Linked DNA regions of Homo sapiens: region 1 is linked to region 2. Evidence: read pairs that join two places in POLR2A ChIA-PET (ENCODE). Cell type or tissue: PC-9. All regions are shown on one strand. Links, peaks and the distances in the headings refer to the core of each region. The heading gives the core; the rest is flanking DNA.

What was found. ChIA-PET counts read pairs that join two places held together with the same protein. Peaks named below come from ENCODE experiments on the same cell type or tissue, not always from the same donor. Only the 100,000 strongest peaks of a DNase experiment are listed, where the experiment ranks them.
Region 1: POLR2A ChIA-PET joins it to region 2 with 17 read pairs; 3 of 35 experiments call an interaction of 5 or more read pairs at or near these places.

What each region holds. Positions count from the first base shown.
Region 1 is chr3:112,773,909-112,782,248 of GRCh38, reverse strand. No RefSeq gene overlaps it. Among named protein-coding and RNA genes, the nearest start is that of CD200R1L-AS1, 24 kb to the left of the region's middle. In PC-9, for the core only: no CTCF peak of the experiment used is centred there; DNase peaks (open chromatin) are centred at 2,058, 3,448, 3,758 and 7,768; H3K4me3 peaks cover 366 bases; H3K27ac peaks cover 6,832 bases.
Region 2 is chr3:112,667,988-112,676,327 of GRCh38, reverse strand. No RefSeq gene overlaps it. Among named protein-coding and RNA genes, the nearest start is that of CCDC80, 31 kb to the right of the region's middle. In PC-9, for the core only: no CTCF peak of the experiment used is centred there; a DNase peak (open chromatin) is centred at 4,257; H3K4me3 peaks cover 1,239 bases; H3K27ac peaks cover 4,894 bases.

The DNA.
Region 1 (8,340 bases), core at 123-8,122, 110 kb before region 2:
GAGTCAGAATCAGCTTTAGGAGGCCAGAGGGCAGAGATTTATCTGCTTTGTTCATTGCTGTATCCCTTGCATATAAGCACAAAGCAAAAGCTAAATATATATTGGTTGAAATAATAAATTTGTTTATCCTCCAAAGTGTCTATCCTGTCCTGCACCCATGAGAAGAAGGAAATTTTAAATTCATCCTGCAATACATGTGCACACACATACACACATACATACTGTTTGGATCTTTCTTTGCAGGGGTAGAAGGCCAGATGCTTTTAGGTCCAGGCTGTTTTTGGTTCCAAGAGACTACTGGTGAACTGTAGAATAGTACATCATTTGCTTTATGGCTGAAGGTGAGTATATCCAAGGGAGAAGTTGAGGAGGGGAAATCTTGGGGTGAGATGATAGGCTATCTAAATATGTTATCTATCTTAAGGAGCTTGGCAGAAAGGGTGAGTCAGGGTATAGAGCCATTGGGATGGAGCGAGTCAGAGATAAAATAAGAAAATATGTTCTAAGTATAACATGGAAGAGTCAAATTTTGGAATCTCCCAGGCAGGGAGCAGCCATGGCTTTTAGAGGGTGCTCATGACCACAGTGGGTAAGGAGATAGTAAAGACATATATAACCATGTGATTATATATGTATATATATGTAAATGTATGTGTGTGTATATGTATCCACACGTATATAACCACACCAACTTGCTGTCTTTACTCTCTCCTTACCCACTGAGGCCATGAGTACCCTGTAAAAGGGGATAGACTTTACAAAATCTACCAGTCCACAAGATAAGGAATTTGTAATTATTTCTTAAGGTTTGAGTCCATTTGAAGAGTGGTTTGTGTCAAGCAATGAAAAAGCCAAATACGATGTAGTATAAATCAGGATCCAGAGAGGAAAGCTCAGTTCGTGCCAGGTGTCCAATAGAAATAATTTAATACAGGGCACGAGGTACAAAAAGACTGGAAGAGCTGAGAAGCCAAATAGGGCTTCTTAAAGATTAGCAGCTTAAAGATTAGTAACAGCAGGAAGCCACTACCACCCACAGGACTGAAGGGACAAAGAAAGGAGATAGTGTGTACCAGAGCTTGGAAGTCAGAGTCACCTGGAGCTGGATGTGTAACATGTGTAAGATGGCTGCTTGGTGGGAGCTGGGACCATGGAAAAGGGCCCATTGGCATTGGCTGGGATTATGGAGAAGACCATGTCAACACTGGAGATACTGCTGGAAGCAGAGGAAGGGAAGATAAATCCCCTGGCTTCTCCATTCCTCTTATTCCTCAATTTCCTCCTAGTGCTGCCAATGACCATATCTAGCTGGAGGCAGTTGGCAAGGGAGTTTGGAAATTTTATTTATAGGTAAGGGTCCAAAATAAATTTTGGAACAAGCAGGTAAATAACCTGTACAGTGAATTAAATAAAGAGAATTCTCTTGGTCTTTCCCTGAGCACCTGAGGTGGCTGGGACAGCTCCAGCTCTAATGTCCATGCGCAAGGTAGGAAGAAGAGGGAAAGGCTATGCCAATCATTTATGTCTCCATTTACCAGCAAAACTAATTTCTATTTTCCAGAATGTGCCCAGTTGACTTCTATTTAGTTCTCACTGGCCTGGACTGAGCAGCTGAGAAACGGGGAAAAGAATGGTCATAATTGGCTTAGTCCATTTATCCCCATCTGAAGTGGTGCACAATGTTATTATAACCAAAATAAAGGTTTCAGATGGTGAGTAAAAGTGGGAAGTGGAGAGTGAGTAGGTAGCTAAAGTGTCTGCCAAAGAATTAAATGTCTTCTGGACTTTCAATCTTTGCTGACTTACTTTGGACTTTAAAGCTTCTGAGCAGCTTGGTATCCTGGTCCTCACTGAATTTTAACTGTTGGCCCCTCCCTGTTAGATATTTCACTATTTGTTCATAACTTAGTTTGAATCACTAGCACTTGTCCTTAATACTCTGAACTTCCTTCTTTAGTCTATTGTCTCCCAGTTTTGATTACATAAGGACAAATTCAGTATCTACTATGTACCAGGCATTGTTCTAGGAAGGTGAGATACATCAGCGAACAAAACTGGCAAAAAAAATCCTTAACCTCTGTAGAGCTTACATTCTGGTGAACCGAGACAGACAATAAAAAGTAAATAGCATATTAGAAGGAAGTAAGTGCTATGGAAAAAAACAGAGTAAAGTGGTTGGGATGGGAAGTTTCAGGGTGGAGTGTTCTCAATTTAAAATAGGACACTCAGGGTAGGGCTCTTGGAAGCTGAAGCCTCATCTGACTACTATCTGCATGGTTCTATTTCTCACAGAAAAGGTCAGGCTGGCCTTTCTCATAGTTAGGGAACCTTCCACTTTTCCTGGCTCTAGGGAAAAGCCATGAAAGTTTTCTTGATTCAGTTTTTCTAGCTTTCAAAGAGTAATAATTATGTTATTTGAAGTTAGAATTTATATACTTATTTTGTTCCGGACTGCTGAAAAGAACATGTTAACAGCAAAATCATTCAAGATTTAAGAAAATAAATCTGCTTGCACCAGCAATTTTAAAGTTTGATTAGTTTCCATCAACATATCCCTTATCTAAACATTTCTGAATTAAATAGCTTTTAAAATAGATATGCTACTGTAAAATAAAAATATACTTGAAGAATTTCTAATCATTGACTTCACACTAATTTCATGCTTAACCATGTAATTCTTCTGATTTAAAATTTTGATCTTTTGAACACAGTTTCTTTTTCCCAAGAAGGGGGTGCTATATAAAGATAATTGCTTGGTTGCAAAGACCAAAGTGTTGCTGACCTTTTGCTTGAATATCCATCCCTTTCCTCTTATATTTCACCAGCTTTTAATATATTTCCATCCTTTTCCTCTTATATTTCACCATTAACTCCATCCCTTTCCTCTTATATTTCACCATTAACTCCAAATGAGCCAGGCCTCATCTTTCACCCTATTCCTATCCTAACCAGTAGCCACAATAAGTTCAGAGTGAGATTCCTCAGATACATCCTACCTGCTGTATCCTGAATAAACCAGCTTGACTTGCAGAATTTTAAGCAGGGTAGCCTGAGCTTGTGGGTAATCATTCTTTGAGAAGGTCAGGAGCAATTGTCACTTAAATCCAAAGCCTTACTGTTACCCCAATTTACATTTTCCTCTATTTATGGAATACTACCTCATTTTCATCACTTTCCTAGAACCTATTAGAAATATGTTTTCTTCTATGACCCTAATAGTAACTCAGGAATACTTATATGTTTTGACATAATCTGGAATTTGTGTTTAGAGATTAAAATCTAAGATAATCCAATTCTGTTATATTATTTTAGTGCTGAATTATGTTTTTTAAAATTGTAGACAAAGTCTTCAGTAATCTCTATGCTGATGATTAAAGAAAACATTGCTATTTTCATAGGTCATAGAGAGGATAACTGAGGAATTCATTGGCAAGCTTGTGGGTGTTGCTTTTTACAGTAATTTATTGTGAAATATAGGTGAGTCATTACCATATTACTGCTACAAAACTGCAATAACCTCAAAAAATTTTTATAAAACATTTCAAATTGGGGTAGAAAAAGAACTTCTGAAGAAGAAAAGAGACATATAAATCAAACGTGTCCACGTGTAGTACTATGTGGTGGCGGGGGGATCCTGATATATCTTTAATCCCTCTTGGAATGTATTGAGTGTATAGAATGTAGAATATCTTTGTTTTAGTCTGTGTATTCTTAACATACCACTACCACCTGACTGAGACCAGCGTTTGCTCTAATACTTACTATGCAACCGTAACACTGGCATTGCAGTGATTCATCATATGGAATTGTAGGCAGAGAAAAGCTATTAGCCAGCCCATGCAATAATTGAACCCTTGAAAGAAAGTTTATTGACAGATTACTGTGCCTACTTTGCAAGGCACTGGGGATGCAGAGATGAATAAGCACAGTTTTTATTTTCAAGAAATTTATAGTACAATCCAGGGCAGATATGACTCTTTTTTTCTTTCCAAGCCTGGATGCTCAGTGGACACACTTTTTCACACAGCGATCTAGGAAGCCATCACATTTCCAGCCCCATCTCCATGATCCTCTGGGTTCAGCCATATTATCTTCAGATCCTTGAACCTGTCCTACACTTTAGCCTTTGAGCTATTGAACTTGCCATTCCTTCCTCCAAAATCACTGCCCTGCCCACACCCACAGACCTCTTCTTTGCTTGGTTCACTTCTACTGGTCCTTTGCATCTGGATTTAGCTCTCACTTCCTCTAGGAAGTCTTTTCTGCCCCACTCTGCCTCCCCCTGCCCTCCTAAGTGTTCCCACTTCCCCATCCCAGTATTTATCACATCTTCCTGAAATTGCCTTTTTACTGAATTCTGTCTCTCACTAGGCAATAGTCTCCATGACCATAGGGACAGAGTCTTGTTCACAACTGTATCTCCAGGAAGGATGAGCATGCCTGTTTCATAGTAGACGGTCCATAAATGTTTTTGAGTGAAGAATCTGGCGCAGTTTTTAGAGCTGGGGGTCAAAGTCAGAGACAGATTAGAGGCCAGAGTGATTGGGTCCAGGACTTAGATAGGTGGGCAAGATTGGGTAAACTTCTCTTCTTGGGCCTGTCTATTCTGGGGCAGGGAAAACCTTTGGATGGGTTTAGGGGCCTCACTTGGAGGGCCACAGAGGCTTGAATCCAGCAGGGCATGGTTCCAGAAGGTAGAGAAAAGGACACTCATTAATACCAATTTGACACCAAATTGGAGAGACAAACCCCCAGCAGATGCCCTCCTCTGGATGCCATAGGGTCTAGCTTGAGCCCTGCTGCCTGTACGCAGGAGTGGGAGGAGGAGATGGGGATGGAATATGCTGTAAAGGGAGAAAACATGGGTAAGGGGAAACTGTAACAGAGTTCCTTCTAGACCCAGATCTCAAGCCTTTACTTCTTTTATTCCTTGTTATTTTACTCATCTCAGCACCCCCCACTGCCTGCACACCAGATCCCTGTCCCTAAACCCAGCACCACTGTCACCTTTCAACCTGTCTCTTCCACTCTTCCATCAGATGCTCCTTGTTTAAATCATCCTTGCCTTTGCAACATCAGTCCCTGCCTTCTCTAAGGGGTTCATTGTAAGCATCATTGTTTCTTAGGCTGACCCACTTTCTAACCCTGGTCTTCACAGGACCTTGATCTCTCTCTCTCTTGAGCCAGCTGTTGGCCCAGGCTTCAGGCCCCTCGGATTCCCATCCTGCCACACATCAGACTAATGCTTCAACCGTAGCTTAACCACCCTCCAGCTGAGATGTTTGTATCAGATTTCAACATTTCTTTAATTTTTTTTTTTTTGAGACAGAGTTTTGCTCTTTTTGCCCAGGCTGGAGTGCAATGGTGCCATCTCGGCTCACTGCAACCTCTGCCTCCCCAGTTCAAACAATCATCCTGCCTCAGCCTCCTGAGTAGCTGGGACTACCACCACCACGCCCAGCTAATTTTTTTGTATTTTTAGTAGACGCAGGGCTTCACCATGTTGGCCAGACTGGTCTTGAACTCCTGACCTCGTGATCCGCCCACCCTCACCTCCCAAAGTGCTAGGATTACAGGTGTGAGCCACTGCGCCTGGCCCATTTCTTTAATTTTAATCAATATTTACCTTATGGTATCAATGGCCATGTGGGAAAGTGAGAGTGGTCTCAAGCCTTAGTGAGATCTGAGAACTAAGTGAGGAGCCCTGTCCTTCACTGACTTCTCACTCATCAACAAATATCTGTTGCTAGATGTCAGCTTATTGCTGTACCGAAAAAATTACATGGAATAAAAAGTAATGAAAAATAAACAATATTTTAAATTGGTGATCTATTGCTATGCCAATATAAATCTTTTTTCACTATCTTCTCTAGCATCCAAAAATTTGAATACTTAGCAGACAGGTCTGAGACCAGAGTGTGAAAGCCTAGAGTCCATCAGCATCACGTGATTGTTGCTTCACTAGGCAGGAAGCTGCTTGCTCATCACCTGATTCAGAGTTTCTTTCTCTGCTTCTCATCCCTGGGGGCTACAAACCTTCATATATCCAAGTGTCAATTTCACTTCCTAGCAGCTTCAGCACAATTGGGAGCCAGAGCGTTACCTTTTAGAAGGGGAGGATGACCAAGTAAGAAACAGCTCACCAGTGGGTGAGGCAATGGGTGAATTGCATGGCTTCTGCCTTTGAAGTTTAATGAACTCTTATGAGACAGACATACACAGAGGAAACAAAATTTTACTGACTTGCCTCTCATAAAACGGAGTATGATGTGGATGCCAGACTGGATTTAGATGGTACACTTACATGAGCCTCCGCATCTCTCCCGGAGCTATATTCATCATCCCCAGGGAGCCTGAGACACACATCTCCTGCTTCACCTACCAAAGAATTATCAGATGTCCAAGTTCTTCAGTGACTACTGCTTAGATCTTTTACACTCTCTGGTACTAACAGGCATTGAGCCCAGAGCCCTCCAAGGTAACTGTTGATAGTGCATGGTCTTCCAGAGAAAATGTGGGCTTAATTCTAAAGAATGAGTTAAATAGTGGCATTTCTGGTATTCCAGGCTGTGGAGAGATCTTTGACAATAGAATAATTTTCTGGAATAAGGGACATTCAGTGCCCCTGACCCATCAAGTTGCATCATCATCTTCCAGCTTCTCCAGGGCCTTGAGCCACTGAAGGGCTGTCCTCCCTTCGTGGTTCTCTGCCTTTTGTCCTGGGCTGACATCATCCATCAGTGACAATGCTTCCCAGAGGCAGGGATTTTACCCACAGGGAATGAACTAGAGGTCCACATCCTTCTAGAGTGTGGAGGTCAGAAGCCCCTGGGGAGGCACGTTGAAGCTCTCCTCCCCATTAGGGTGATTCTGATTCCCCCTTGTTTCATAATCCCCACAGGGCTTAGGGCTCTAGAGTGCAGAATAGCACAGACTGCTAAATCAGCCACGTGTCTTAGAGCTGTTTCTCCATCCAACTTGGACAGAAGTCTCTCAGACAGATGATGTCAGTGCAACTGGAGGGGAGATGTTAAAAATCTGTGCTCTCTCTGGCTGCAAAAACCTTTCCCGGAATGCTCAGGACCTGATGGTGGGATTGTAGACTGGGGTAGTCATTCTGGAGAGCAATTTGGCAGTACATGGTGAAATGAAGTGTGTCTACACCCTGTGACCCAACCACCCCTTTCTAGAGCCTACACCCCAGACAAACCCAGGCATGGACCCATAAAAGGATGTGTATGAGGGTGTTCATTGCGGCACTGGGTGTGGGAATAAAAACGATGATACAGATGCTGATGGCTAACACTTGCTAGATGCTTATGTGTGCTAAACACTTTACATCTTCTCAATACTCTTACTATCTCCACTTTAGAAATGAGAAAACTGAGGCATGGGAGGTGTAGCAAATGGGCTAAGTTCGCACAGCTGGTGAATAGGGTGTCATGCCAGGCAGCCTGCTTCCTGTGGATGAAGCCTTAACCATTAGGCTTGATGCTCTACCTCTGTGTCCACCGCTGGGGAATGGGTAGGTAAATAGGGAACAGTGTGCGTCAAGCTCTGGACAACTCTAAAAGCATAATGCTGAGTGAAAAAGGAAGAGAAAGAATGAGCTTTATAGTTACTACCATTTATATATAGAGAATAGACAGAGATAATGCAACATCATAAAATTTCAAATGTATTGCTATATACACACACCCAAGAACACTCAGTGAGCACGTATTGCGGGGAGGTTGGGGGCAAGTAGAAGTCAGGGATGACTCACATAAAACAAAAAAGAGCAAACAAAACGAGAAAGAGCCTTGCCCAGAGTGATGATGACTGGACACCATGAATTAATGATGTGCTTAATTCTGCTCTCTCCTCCTGATGTTCATATCCTGCACCCCACAATAATTTTTTTTATGAAACTAGATTTAAAGCTTCATTTCTACTTTAGGGAGGATCAGAGAAGGCACATTCATTCTCTTTCTCTTGAGGACTCCATTCAGTGAGCAGCAGAGTCCTGCAATAGGTGTACATTCTAGTTAGTGTTTTATTCCACCTCATGATATAAGCTCATTTCCTTCCATTTCACAGATGTGCAGAGAAGCAGGTCAGAGAGGAAGCAACTCTGCAAGTTATCAGCTGATCTTGCACTTGACTCAGGTCCTGGCACAGAGGTTTAGCCCTGTGGTTTACAGAACACCTCTATTAATTGTCCTGGCAACCACTGGTTTTATTTGTAGAAATAGCCACCTGTGGCTGGGCGTGGTGGCTCACGCTTGTAATCCCAGCACTTTCCGAGGCCGAGGTGGGTGGATCACGAGGTCAGGAGTTCAAGAACAGTGGCAAACACAG
Region 2 (8,340 bases), core at 319-8,318:
GTGAAATGAGGCTAAAAATCGTATCCTGTTCGTAGTGTTGTTTTGAGAACAAAATGAGTTAATATTTTTAAAGCCCCTAAGACAGTGCCCGACACATAATAAAAATAATCCCATTGCTCTTCTAATCCAGCCATGCGGATTTTCTTAATTTTGCTCAAATAAGATAGGTTTGCTCCTGCCTCAGTGCCTTTGCAGATGCTCCTTTCTCTGCCAGGCTGTGGCTTCTACAAATACCCATCTCTTTCAAGCCTTACTTACCTGTATTTGAAGTGAATGAAAAATTGAAAAACAAAAACCCAAGTGGACCAAAAAATAAACAAACAAAAGCCAGCCAGGAAGAAATGAAGAGTATTGATTAAATTCAGCAAATAAATGGAAGAAAAAAAAAATCTCAAAATAAAGACTCATTTACAAGGTGGCTTTAGGAAAAGAGATTCAAATTAAAATTTAACAAGAAACATTGAAGAAAACTGGAAAATAACCAAAATAATTAAAATTTATAGTAATTTTTTTCTAGAAAATCATGAGGACACCTAAAGTATAAATTAGATATGGCTCAGCACTGTCTAGTTTACAATTTACCTTATGAAGTCAACTTATTGCTCTAAGTATTTGGGTCCAAGCATCTGGGACCAGCTTGTTACCATCTCTGACTATTGGAAAACCTTTTGCCAATTGCTTCCCCTCTGCTTCCTTTTCTAGTCCCGTCTGAACTGTCTTGTCTGGCCCTGTTTCCACCCAGGAAGCCGCAGATCCTGACTCCTTGTGTTTGTTTCTCTGCCCAGATGAGAAACACCCATCACCTCTGACTTTCCAAGGAGCAAATCACGCTCCGTGCCGGGCTCCCCCAACAACACCACTCCCTCTTCCCTTGCGATCTCCAGGTCCTCCTTTGACACTTCACTTCTCCTGAGAATCATACTGCTTCTGTTTCTACTCTGCATGCCAGAAGTTATTGCTTTCATCTATTCAATAAAGATTTATTTTAAGCAATTAAGTACCTGATATGTTTTTTTTTCCACCAGGGAACTTTGTACAATTTTATGTTTTTAAAAATTATTTCCAGAGGGATCTGAACAATTACAAATGGAGGCTTCAGTATGAGTACCTTAAATAAATATCACCTATTATTCAGAGACAAGGAGAGGATGGGAAAGGCACATTCCCTCTCTGGTCCTGGGGAGTTGAGGCCGCATAGAGGGGTCTCCTCTAAGCAGTCTGGAACATTGTTTATAACTCCTGATTGGCCCTGTTCTTGATCATGCCTTTCCTGGACTCCACAGCACTGTGGGACTAATGTAGAAAGGCTCTGTTCAACCAATAAGAAAAAAGACATTTTGTGTCATGCCTGGCAAGAACCTGCCTCCCCACTTTATCCTGAAGTGAGGCTTGTCTGGGAGACCTGGGCTCACTAAAAGGACTCAGAAATACATAAGCTGTCGAAGGTGTGAAAATGAATGTCATATGACGGAAAAGTTTTCAAAATATTAAAAACTTCAGGAAGGGGAAGAGGAACAAGACTATAGAAGAAAACGAAATCTCAAAATAAGAGTGTGGATTTTGTGTGATGTTTGAATTAGAGCTAGAGGAAGAGTAGAGAGGAGAGAGTTATTGGTTTTCCTCTCAGCAACTTTTTTTAAGGCACTTACAAAACTCAGATGTTGATTTATTTTTTTTTTCCTTTTCAGTAACCTTGTCTGATGAAGTCTTCATCTAACCATTCTCTGCCCCTTCAAATGAGATCATTGTTTTCGTAACATGTTTTGGGGTGGAAAAGAGTTTGGTGAATTTGTTCCAGAATAGATAGTGTCAACTCAACTGAGGTTTATTCTTTGATTACAAAAGATTTCCCTTCCTAAAATGCCAACCATGTCACCATTCTGCCACATCCCTCTACTCTTCTCTCCTCTCCTTAAACCAGATGCAGTGTCCTTTGACTAGAGTGGGGAGGAGGCGAGCTGACTCCACATTTCCACCCAAGTGGGACTGTGATGAGCATTGGAATGACCTGTTCAGGATGTCACTGCTTACTGTCTCTGGCTTTTGGCAGAAAGAGGAAGGAGCAAGAAACAATTCCAGAGAAAAGGATAAATTAAGAGGCCAAATAACCTTCACGATTGTTTTTTAATTAAAATTGATGTTCACACAAATGTCAGTCAGCTCTGTAAGTACTAATTCTAGAGAAATACTAATTAGTAAATTTTAACAATTGAAGGCCATATTAATATTCATTTTTGTAGATACACAAAATACCACTTACCCCAGTTTCCCCTTGAATCCCAATAACACTGCACTCTGTGATTATGGAAAATTGCACCACTTGAGTTCTGACTTTTGAAATTACCTATGTTTTTAAATATAAAATGAGCTGATTCTTAAAATTCAGAAGTGAATGGCTTTCAGGCTGTCACACACCTTGAGAATATCAGGGTTTGGGGGGCAATTCTGTGCATGTCCCCGCTCCCTTCAGATCTTGCCATCTGCCCCACGCACACCATCGCCCACCCCTACTCTCTCCTACTGCCTCTGGATGAAGCCTGCCTGTTGTTCACACGTTTTATGCTGTGTTATATAGAAGAGTGCTTAACAGCCTCTTAGCTCCATATGACATTGGGCAAATCACTCAATCTCTGTGCTGTATTCGCCCCATCTTTAATATAAGAGATCATTTAGAACTTATCTCATAAGGATATAAGGAATAAAATAAATTAAGATGCATACAGTGCCTAGAACAGTTTAGCAATGTAGTGTGAATGTTAAATATTATCTTCCAATCCTTGTGTTTATACTATTCATCTGTGAGCCCCTCCAGGATTGTTCTCTCTGATAATTTAATCCTCCCTGTCCTGTCAATTCAGACGAATTTCTTCCTCATGTGAAATCATTACCGGTACCTTGTACTTAAAACATAATATATTCCATGTGTTATTTATTTTTTCTTATGAACCTTTTTTCCTGTCTCAGTTAGACTGATCTCACAGACAGTAATGCTCTTCACACATTTTTTTTTTCTGTGTCCTGTTGAGTGCTTTGCACACAATAGATCCTCAAGCAAATTTTTGTTATTGAGACTATTGAAGATAGCAACTATGTAGAATCCGGAAAGAAAAGCATGGCAAAAAATAAAGTATTTTGGTATGATGTGTTGGTTCCTGTTCTTACACTGAAGAATCCAGTGCAAGAATCTATGCAAGCAAGAAGGCAAAATTTTCATCTTGTCTGGATGGGTGAGCCTGAAACAAATAACTTCCTTTGTGGATACGATGTGGGTTTTATTTGAAATGTCTCTACAAACCACACAAGAATTTTTATCTTTCTGAAAATTGGTCTGCTAGGGAAAGATACTGACATCTTTCAGTCAATGCAGTTTTCACCCTGTTCAGCACTTCTCCCACAATAGTGGGCAGTCCCTCTGCAGAAATCTCTGCGGAGCTTTGGCCTAAGGGTAGCTCAGCACTCTGACACCACATGTAATTATCTAGAATGCAGGGACTCTGCATAGACCCATATGACTGGTGTTCCTGGTGGGATTCTGGTAGTAAGATGGATGCACAAAGGTAACTGCTAGGGAGTGGAGGGCAGAGAGAGACATGCATAATGATAACTTTACACCTCTACTACTTAGGGGGAAGAGCCTGTTCAATCTGACTTAGTTTAGAGGATGTGGGTTTGTCTTGTGAAAAACTGAATGGTAAGAGTTTGCTCTAAGTCTGATCTTAGCACTTGAAAAACAAATGTCAAATTGCTGTCTATTGAATTAAGAAATTAGCGAATGAGTGAGTGGCCTGAGGAGATCTGGGTGGTTCTAGACCTTCAACTCTGAAAGATGTGAAAAAGACTAGGTTGGCCTGTGTTTCTGTTTCTGTGGCTCAAGCCACACCTGAGATGTCTACTGAGTTATGAAATAAAATGGTGTCATGAACTATTGCAATTTTTCTACCCAAGGCCCTAAGCCTTACACAATCCTCTAATCCATTCTTAAAGTTATCTAAGACACAAATGTGATCATGTTACAGACACTCCTTCAATGGCTTTTTTTTTTTTTGCTACACTTGGAAAAAGTCCAAAGTCCTTAGCATAGCGTGCAAAGTTCTCCGTGTTCTGCCTTCTGCCTTTTCTCCCCATCATGTCTCTTATGTCTCCTCCATTCAGTATTCAAAATTCCATATCTTACACCCTGACTATGGAAAGAATTTACTGTTCTGCAATGTGCCAGATTCTCTTAAGCCTTCCTGCCTTTGCATTCCTTTGCCAGGAATGACCACCAGCTTTTTCTGCCTGGCTAATGTCCACTAATTCCCCAAACATTAGCTCACGAGTTTCCTCCTATGTGGCACTTTCTCTGATTCCCTCCAGGAAGAGTTAGGTGTTCTCTTTTCTCTGTTCTCCCAGCAATCTTTGACCGTCTTTTTTGTTACATACTTGTCTTTCCCTCCAGACTGTGACCTAATTTAGGGCAAATATTCCATTGTACCACAGAGCATAATTTTGGTAGATAGCTATTGTTGTCCATAAATGTAATTATGAATTATAATACAGCATAATGATTATATTACACATGTTGAAGTTAGTCGAGCCTGTGTTTGCATCATAGAACCTCCATTTTTCGGAACTGTGCCAGTTTTGTAACCTCTCTAAGTTTCAATTTGTTCATCTGTAAAGTGGAGACAATAATCATGTCTTCCTCATAGCCTTGTGTGAGTATTAAGTAAGACAGTGACTGTGAATGTTTCAGCCCAGTGCCTTGAACACAGTGTGTATTCCATTTTGTAGCAGCAGGCCCAGCTGAAGATAGAATTTGTTTTTGTTTTCTCTACTTCAAAAAGAAAGGAGTGGCTGGGCGTGGTGGCTCATGCCTGTAATCCCAGCACTTTGGGAGGCCAAGGTGGGTAGATTGCTCGAGGTCAAGAGTTCAAGACCAGCCTGACCAACATGGTGAGGCATGTCTCTACTAAAAATACAAAATTAGCCAACTGAACCCAGGAGGTGGAGGTTGCAGTGAGCTGAGATCGTGCCACTGCACTCTAGCCTGGGTGACATAGCAAGACTCCGTCTCAAAAAAAAGAAAAAAAAAACTATACAAAAATTGTATTATAATAGTTTATGACACTGTTTTATTCCATAACTCAGTAGACATCCCAGGTGTGGCTTGAGCCACTGAAACAGATACACAGACCAACCTAGTCTTTTTCACATATACTACACTGATGTCAATTTTTCTTGCAAGTGAATTGCAAGGCGTTGTACTTTTATGGTTTTGTGTTCGTTTGTCTGTGGTTTTTTTTGTTTTGTTTTGTTTTTTGTCTTGCTCTGTCTCCAGGCTGGAGTGCAGTGGCGTGATCTCAGCTCACTGCAACCTGTCTCCCGGGTTCAAGCGACTCCCCTGCCTCAGCCTTTAATTGAGTAGCTGGGACTACAGGCACACGCCACCATGCCCGGCTAATCTTTTGTATTTTAGTAGAGACAGGGTTTCACCATGTTGGCCAGATTCACAACTTATACTCAGAAGGCTGGAATTCTAAGCAATGTTATTCAACATGTGACCCAAGAACTGGTGCTGCAGTCTGTGACAAGATAAGGACAGGTATTGACAGGAATATTTAGAAACTTTCGTAGCAGTTTGGTGTTTCTGTGACATCTAGGCATGTGCTTGCTTTTCTGGCAATTATTTTTATTGTGTTGTACGAAAGAACTAGTCTGCAACCAAATGTACATAAAACAAAAACAAAACTAGAACTTCACCATACACAATTTGAGAAGCATTGGCTGAAAGTACTTAAAAACCAACTAGTTCAGTCTTTTTCATATTGGACTTAAGACTACCAACACCCAGAGAGGTAAAGCAAGAAAATAAGGAACCAGACCTAAAACCCAGGCATACCAATTCCTGTTCCAATGCACTTTCTCAAAGACTCTCAATCCTGAAACTAGAATTACAAATTGTCATCTGGGTTAGAATATCCAGGTCTACTACTTCCTTTCCTCCTCTCTTCTGCAGCTTGTACTTGAGGGCCATTTTCATGCTCACAAATATCTCTGCTAGCAGGGGATTCCAATGTATCTTGGAAGGAGGTTAGAGAATGACCCACATTGTGGACTCCTTGGTCTCTGTGTTTTTCTGTTCTGCCAAGTAAGGTGGCTAGGCATCAGACATCATGTACTCATACATGGTATGGACAAGTGCCTAATCTCAGGAGCCCTGCCTGCCTAGACATATATGCACCATTATTAGTCTGTCTGTAGCCAAGGATCCCAAATTCCTATTACTAGAGCATTGAAAAGCACCCCTTTACCCTTTACCGTAATATGGAATTCAGTTTGTTACATTTCTCTCTTTCCTTGGAAATCTGAGGTCTCTCTTTACCTGAAGATGGCTCATTATTTACTGAGTCCCATTGCCCATCAGGAAAAGCAAACACAACTCCTTCGTAGATATGGAAAAAGAGAAGGATGGTCAATGGGGGACTGAAAAGGGGCTTGCAAACATTAGTCCCCAGAGATAATTATATGGGAAAGGATCCAGGAGGCCAGATTCCCACAACAGTAAGACAACCCAGTCCAAACCATTTGCATTCAGATCTGAGTCTTTCTGAGAAAGGGCATGTTTTCCTTTTAGCCTGTCTCTTCCCATTAGTATTCCCACAGTTTCCTCTTAAATATTCTCTTGGAAAATCCCAACTGCTCTCAGCTTATCAAAGGGAGAAATGAAAACTTAACCTAAGATGGCTAGGCGAGGTGGCTCACACCTGTAATCCCAGCACTTTGGGAGGCCAAGATGTGTGGATCACGAGGTCAGGAGATCGAGACCATCCTGGCTAACACGGTGAAACCCCCGTCTCTACTAAAAAAAATACAAAAAAATTAGCCAGGCGTGGTGGCAGGCGCCTGTAGTCCCAGCTACTCGGGAAGCTGAGGCAGGAGAATGGCGTGAACCTGGGAGGCAGAGCTTGCAGTGAGCCAAGATCGCGCCACTGCACTCCAGCCTGGACGACAGAGTGAGACTCTGACTCAAAAAAAAAAAAAAAAACTTAACCTAAGACAAGATACCTATGAGGATCTGAAGGTACTTGGGGCCAGGGGATGGTGGCCACATGCATCTGGGGAGATAAAAGAGAAGGAGAGGAAACCATGGGATGACTGAGTGTGGATCCCTTTCTGACTGGCATTTCTTCAGAAAAGATCCTCTTTCCTTGTCCTATAGTCCCTCGTTTGCATTAGACAACCAAAGGCAGAGGCACGCTCTCCAGAAGTCCTCAACACTTAGGGGAATGGGAAGAAAGACCCTTAAAGACCTGAGGCTTCATGAGCACCATCGTGAAGATGGAGGAATCCTATTGGCTAACTGTCCCCTTGGAGTACACAAAGCACACAGGAATGGAGATTTTGAGGGCAGGGCAGAGCACCACAGTAGGGGCTAGGAATGCCTAAGGAAAGAAGGCCAGGAAGCTACGGATGAAGAGCTAGAACTGAGGGATCGACCCTGAGAGAGGAATTAGCTATAGAGGTTAACCCCCTCGTGATTTCCCCAGGATAGGTCGATGATGAAGTGATAATGTGATATAACCTTTGCATGGACCCCTTTAGGTACATACACTCTCTTCAAGTCTCTTGGGTCTGAATCAGTTTTTAGGAACTACTTTTAAATTGCAGAAATTTTATTTTTAATAAAAGCAAGAGTGCTGTGTGAGAAACAATATAAATTATCATTAAAAAATGAAATTATAGGGGCTACACCACCAAATAGCTCAGTGTTTCTAAATTTCCAGATATTAAGGAATTGTGAGATCTCAACTACTTGCTAATTGACAATTTATCTATTTATAAGGATCTTTAGTCTTCATTTTGTCAAATCCCAAATTTTGGAAAAATACTCTTCTTGGTATTTCAGGTTCTTTTGTAAGGATTTTGTGAGCTATTTATGTCTACCATCCCTCATTCAATACCAGTCAAACCCACTTATTGATTGTTGCTAACTTCCTAATTTTTCTTCTCTAGTATCTTTAGCATTATCTTAAAATTATGAGCATTCTTCTCAGCAATTCACAAAATTTCTAGAAGAATTTCTGATAATGGAGACATATATATATGTATATATATGTACGCATAAATGTGTAAACGTGTGTCTGCTGCTTCAATCCCCACAGAAACATCTTTATGCCAGGAAGATGGAGATTGAGAGATCATAGAGATTTCTAAGCATGCTTAGCCTGTACTCATGTGTTTCTTTCATTAGCAGTTTGTAGAAAACACTTTTGATGTGGCTAACTGAGCAAAGAAAACATGCAGTATTCTGTGCATGGTTGGTCATTGCAAGGTATTTCCTATAACTCACTGTTAGTT